2 separate regions of the Mus musculus genome follow, and region 2 is linked to region 1. Evidence: chromatin loops called from intact Hi-C (ENCODE). Cell type or tissue: heart. All regions are shown on one strand. Links, peaks and the distances in the headings refer to the core of each region. The heading gives the core; the rest is flanking DNA. Region 1 has its middle 3.4 kb from the start of Rcc1l. Region 2 holds the start of Gtf2i (general transcription factor II I).

Region 1 (2,915 bases), core at 250-2,749:
GGGGATGTAAATCACCAAGAAGGCCGGCAGTCAGCTGGCCTATTGCTTTCATGTGATAAGGGACACACCTCCTGTTGTTTAGAATCCAGGCGAAGTCCTTCCCCAAAGGGGATGCTTCACCACAGGATGCGGCTGCAAGATTCATAAGCTTCAGCTTACAGTATCCAGATCAGTCTCAGGTCAGGTCTCAGGAGAGCAGAGCATGGACCAAGAAAGACACTTGATACTCACAAGGAGGGACCTGACTTCCCAGTATAAACTGAAAGCAAAGTCAATCCAACCCCGGAAAGCCAAGGCAAGAAGTGAGGACGTGTGTGTGTCTTACGATATGGACCAAAGCCGGACAGTGGTGGCACAGGTCTTTAATCCCAGCACCGAGGAGGCAGAGGCAGGTGGATCTCTGTAAGTTTGAGGCCAGCCTGGTCTACAGAGTGAGTTCCAGGACTGTGTGCAGCCAGGGCTACACAGAGAAACCCTATCCCATCCCCACTCCCCAAAAAAGATCTGGACTATGGAGGGCAAAATGAAAGAGGATGAAGACGGTTTACGGATGCCAAAGTATCTTTCCTGACTAAACAGTCTGGCAAGGAGCTGGTGTGTGAGTGGAACGATGTCATTAGGTGTTGTCTTAGGGTTTTACTGCTGTGAACAGACACCATGACCAAGGCAAGTCTTATAAAAACAACATTTAATTGGGGCTGGCTTACAGGTTCAGAGGTTCAGTCCATTATCATCAAGGTGGGAGCATGGCAGTATCCAGGCAGGCATGGTGAAGGAGGAACTGTACACCATGCCCGGTGTGTACACCTTTACTCTCACCACTCCAAAGCCAGAGAAAGGCAGATCTCTGAGTTTGAAGCCAGTCTGGTCTACATACCTAGTTCCAGGCCAGTCTGGCTGACATAGTGAAACCCTAGTTCGAAAGATAAAAGTAGCCAAAAAGCTGGGTGTGGTGGCTCACGCCTTTAATCCCAGCACTTGGGAGGCAGAGGCAGGCGGATTTCTGAGTTCTAGGCCAGCCTCGTCTACAAATGACAGCCAGAGCTATACAGAGAAACCCTGTCTCGAAAAACCAAAAAAAAAAAAAGAGTGCTTGCTGCACTTGCATAGGACTCAAATTTGGATCCCAGGTCCCATATCAGGTGACTCACAACCACCTAACAACTCCAGCTTCAGGGATTCTGACATAGACGTCTTGTCTCCAGGGTCCCTTGAACACATGTGGCATTCACTCATACAGATATGCACACATGCATATAAATAAAAGTTTTAAAAAAAAAAAAAACCTTCGAAAATTGCAACCAAGAGGACATCTACAGTGTGAATCATGGCCACTAGGTGGCGATGCTTGCCCATCAATTTGGTTCTTGTTTTGTGACAAGGGACACAACAGTCGAATTCTCCGAATGAGATTTACAATTGTAGTCAGAAGCAGGGAGTGTGGCCCAGTGATAACATGATCACCTAGTATGTGCAAGTTCTTGAGTTCTAGCCAGAGCCCAACAGAAGTAAATGTTTGTGGTTTTTGAAACAGGGTCTAACGTAGCCCGGGCTAGTATTTAATTTGCTGTGTTGTTTGAACTCCTGAATCTCCTGCCTCTGCCTCCTGGGTGCCAGGATTACAGGCAAGCACTACCAAGTCCAGTCTCAATCTTAAAACATAATAAAATATGTTCCATTTATGTATTTGGGGGTGAATGCACATCACAGCGTTACGTGCAGAAGTTAGAAAGCATCTTTAGGGAGTCACTTCTCGCCCTCCACCATGGAGCTTCCAAGGATGGGCTCAAGAATTTCAGACTCAAAAGGCAAGTGCCTTCATCCTCTGGGCCATCTCACCACCCCACAGTTAAAAACTGTTAATAGACTTTTTTTTTCTTTTCTTTTTGAAACAAGACCTGACTGAATGGCCCTGGCTCACCTAGAACTCACTATGTAAAGCAGGCTGGTGTGGAACTCAGAGTTCACCTGTCTTTGCCTCTGAGGTGCTGGGATTGAGGGTGTGTGCCACCCCATGAGGCCAAGCGGATATCTCGTTACCCCAAAATAATTTATTGTCTACCACAAACATAATCTCAGTGTTTGAAATACTATTTAGAATCTATGAGGAAGATGAACATGAACTGAGCAAAAGCCTCTCTTCTCAGCACTTGGAAGGCAGAGGCAGGAGGATCCGTTCATGGTCATCCTTGGCTACATAGTGAGCTTGAGGCCAGCCTGGGCTACAATGAGACCTTGTCTGGAAATAAAACAGGGGAAGGAAAAAAATGAATTCATCCTACAACAAGGCTCCGGAAGCTGTGCCGTATGTTCTCATTTTTATTCAAGGGTGCCTGTTTTGTTCTCTTTTCTTTTCTCACCAAATTGACTTTGCTATGCGTAACATTTACTTCCATGAAAATTTAAAAGTCATCTTGTCAAGTAGCAGTAATAAAATTCCACTGGGTTTTACTATTGAGATTGCATTAAATTCCTGAGTTAATTGAGAGACGCTAACTACTATAGTAGTAGCACTTACAGTCGTAATGGCACTTCACCCTTGAGTTCTCCTGCTCATGAAGGCAGCATTCACCAGTGTCACCACGGGTGCGGGCCACCAGCCTGAGCGGATCCTGCACTCTGCTGGTTGCTAAACACGACCCACTTTTCTTAATTAGCCTCTCTTGCTGATGCTTATGTTTTATGATTGCAATGTGTAGCTTATTTATAACTTTTGAGACAGGGTCTCATTATGCAGCTCTGGCTGACGTGAAGATTGCTGTGTAAATCAGGCTGGCCTTGAACTCACAGAGATCTCCTGCCCCTGCCTCCCGAGTAGTGCTTTTTATTTTATTTTAGGACCTGTGTGCTTGTGTGTGCACATGTCCACATGGAGTCCAGATGGTACCACACACTTGTGTGTGTCCGTTTCCTTC
Region 2 (2,915 bases), core at 155-2,654, 140 kb after region 1:
GGTCGGGGAGGGGGGGATGCGGACAGCAAGCGAGTGTAGGCCGGAGGGGCCTCGGCGAGCTGGCGAACGGGGTGGAGGTGAGAGGGCGAGGGGGGCCCGTGCGTCTCGGCCGTGCTCCTGTCACCGCCGCATGGCCGCCCCCGGCGGGGCCTCGCTCCACGCTGGGTCGCCAGACGCCGGGGGGGGGGGGGGGGAACAGGGACGAAGCCCAGGGATAACCGCGGCAGGCGGGCGGCAAGCGCGTGCAGGGAAGCGGGGGGGCCGCCGGTGCCCCCTTTTCTCTGCTCTCCCAGCTTATCTCTCACCCTCCTCCTCCTCCTTTTTTTTCCCCCTTTTTTTTTTTTTGCCTTTTTTTTTTTTTTTTTTTTTTTTTGTTCCTCGAAGGTGCCGCTGCGCGTGCGCACAAGCAGCACCGCCCACCGGGAGTTGTAGTTCTGAACCCGCGCTCACCTACGCAACGGGTGGGTACCCCGAACTATAACTCCCAGACAGCCTTGCGGCATGAACCCTGATTCTCTCCCCACCGCCCCCCTCTAGGCCGAGGCGAAGCGCCGCGGCGCCCGGCCCTCTCCGGCTTGGACTGTCAATGGAAGCGCGCGGGTGGTGGGAGCGAGAACATGGCTGCACCTGGGGCCTGCGCGGCCGCCCGGATGGGGGAGGGGAGTGGGGTGAGACCTAGAACTTAGTGTCCCCCCCCTTCCTTCTCCAGCAGGCCACAACTTCCACTTAAATAACTCTTTGCTACCAACATCCCTTTGCAAATTGCAAAGTTAGGGACATTGCAAAGGCCAGGGGAGCCCCGGGGCTGGCCTGTCGCCTGATTTGCAGAGGGAGGTCCCCCCAGCTCCGGGACACAAAGAACTCAATGTTTTCAAAGCTGGCTTTAGAAGCAACCAGAGTGGACTTGCCCAAACTTGGGACAGGCAACGGATGGGAGGGGGTGAGGAACTCGTGATTTCCATTTCTTCTCTCTTCGAGTCTTTACACAGCTCCACATTTAGAAGGAGAATTGAAGAAATCCTGATCGTCCCCACAGCTACAAAGAAAGTAAACTTAAGACCCTCCTCCGGCCATTATATTTATTTTTCTCAACTACTTCATAAGATCAATGACTTTCGAAGAGTATCAACTAACTGTTCATCTAAGTTAAATGCAAAAGTTAAAAAAGCCCGAGTCTGAAGAACTTAGCTGTTAATGCAAAGGACAGAATTGGGTGAATTTGTGGTGTTTGTTCGTTTGTTTTTTCCTTTTTCTTTTTTCTTTTTTTTCCTTCCCACCGCTTATGTCCGCCGAATATTCGGGCGCCCTCCCCCACCCGTTGCTTCTCGGTAGGTGGCGGCCACAAGGCTTTTTCCAGCCTCCCAGCCTCTTTGTCGCTTGCTGGAAAACTTTCCGTGCAAGCCACTCTTTTGATGTAGTTCCAAAACCCTGCCTTTGAATTCGGGTTCAAGGATTGGCGTTCTCTGGTCGACTTTCTTGTATGAAACCGCACCCACAAAGCCTCATCTACAATCTCCATGTTGGATTTCTTTGCACTCCACGGAGTCTTTAAGGATTCCTGGGAAGCAGTCTGATTAGAGAAGCCGCCTACGTTTTTTGGTTTTTATTACGATTTTCCCTAACAATATTTACACCCTTCGTTTCCTTTCCTAATCCGATTGTGACTCAACTCTGTCGACTCTGTCCAGGGCTATTCATTAAGTTGTCAAAAGAACAACTTGCTCTTTGCCCCCGGATTTCACTGCTCTTTGGAATATTTAACCAGATTCCATAAGACCGAAACAGGAGTCCTACTCCTTTGCAGCAGGGGCTACGTTCTAAGATGCATGCCTGAAATTAAATCACTCCAAACTTTTTTCCCTACATATGCTTAGGATGAAAGTTCTGCAAGGTCCTGGGATGCACACCTGACATTCCAACACTTGGGAGGATATGAGCTGGAGAAGAGACTGTCCAAGTAGGGAATTCATGTCAGCCAGGGCTAGGAGATAAGACCATGTTTCTCAAAACAACAAAGAAAGAAAACATTACAAAGGTTTTTGTTTTAATTACATACAAAAGATTAAAAATAACACAGTGATACTAAAACAATATTCTGGGGCCAGGATGTAGCTTAGCTGGTAGTGTGCTTGCCAACATGCACAGGCCCCTACCTTCAGCACTACATACATACATACATACACTACATGAAACATAAAGGGTAACGTACATACATACATACGTGGTTTATGTACTACAGGAAACATAAAGGGTACCACATATCTGTAATCCCAGCCCATGGGAGATGGAGGCAGAAAGACAAGTTCAACTTTGTCCCCTGCTATACAGAGACTCTGAAGTCAAACAGGGATCCATGCGACCTTGTATTCAGTAACAGTAGCAATAATATTGATAAACCATTCGTAACAATATATCATAACATCTATATGAATATCACTCAAAACACTCAGTTGTCCACACCCTCCTGCCTCCTTTCACGACAGGGAAAGACTGGCTTCGGCTGGCAACCTTGATCTTTGGCCAACTTTTCCCACTGCTGGAGTGTACTGGAGCTTCTTTGTGCACAGGCAGTGCCTGTCAGTAACGCTTGTATTTTCCAGTTCAGACTCGTTCCTCTGTAACCATCTCTTACTGCATTAAATGGTTTTCATCTCTTAGACGGTCTTAATCCTCTCAGGAGAGGACTTGTTCCATAGATGCCATTGGTCTGTTTTGGCTTTGAAATGGCTCTCACTCTGTAGCCTGATCTAACCTCTGAGTTCTGGGATAAGCAGTGTGCCCAGTGCCAGGTCTGAAGTCTCCACAGGTGGCCAGTGCTTCCTGACAAGTCAAAACTACCTACAATCTAAACAAGATTTCTGTTAGGTCTTCAACCCTCAAAGTTCAAACAATTTCATCTTCATTATGCAAACATC

The links. A loop is a pair of places that touch in the nucleus more often than their neighbours do. Peaks named below come from ENCODE experiments on the same cell type or tissue, not always from the same donor. Only the 100,000 strongest peaks of a DNase experiment are listed, where the experiment ranks them.
Region 2: it touches region 1 in a loop (2.5-fold over the local background); 3 of 42 quality-filtered maps call a loop at or near these places.

The regions. Positions count from the first base shown.
Region 1 is chr5:134,178,697-134,181,611 of GRCm38, forward strand. It overlaps a transcript of Rcc1l not described here. Among named protein-coding and RNA genes, the nearest start is that of Rcc1l, 3.4 kb to the left of the region's middle. In heart, for the core only: a CTCF peak has its summit at 1,337 (motif pointing right); no DNase peak of the experiment used is centred there.
Region 2 is chr5:134,314,402-134,317,316 of GRCm38, forward strand. Gtf2i (general transcription factor II I) reads right to left here and starts at 359. Exons shown (of 34, transcript NM_010365.4): 1 at 1-359. In heart, for the core only: CTCF peaks have their summits at 484 and 1,322; DNase peaks (open chromatin) are centred at 550 and 1,390; H3K4me3 peaks cover 1,906 bases; H3K27ac peaks cover 2,497 bases.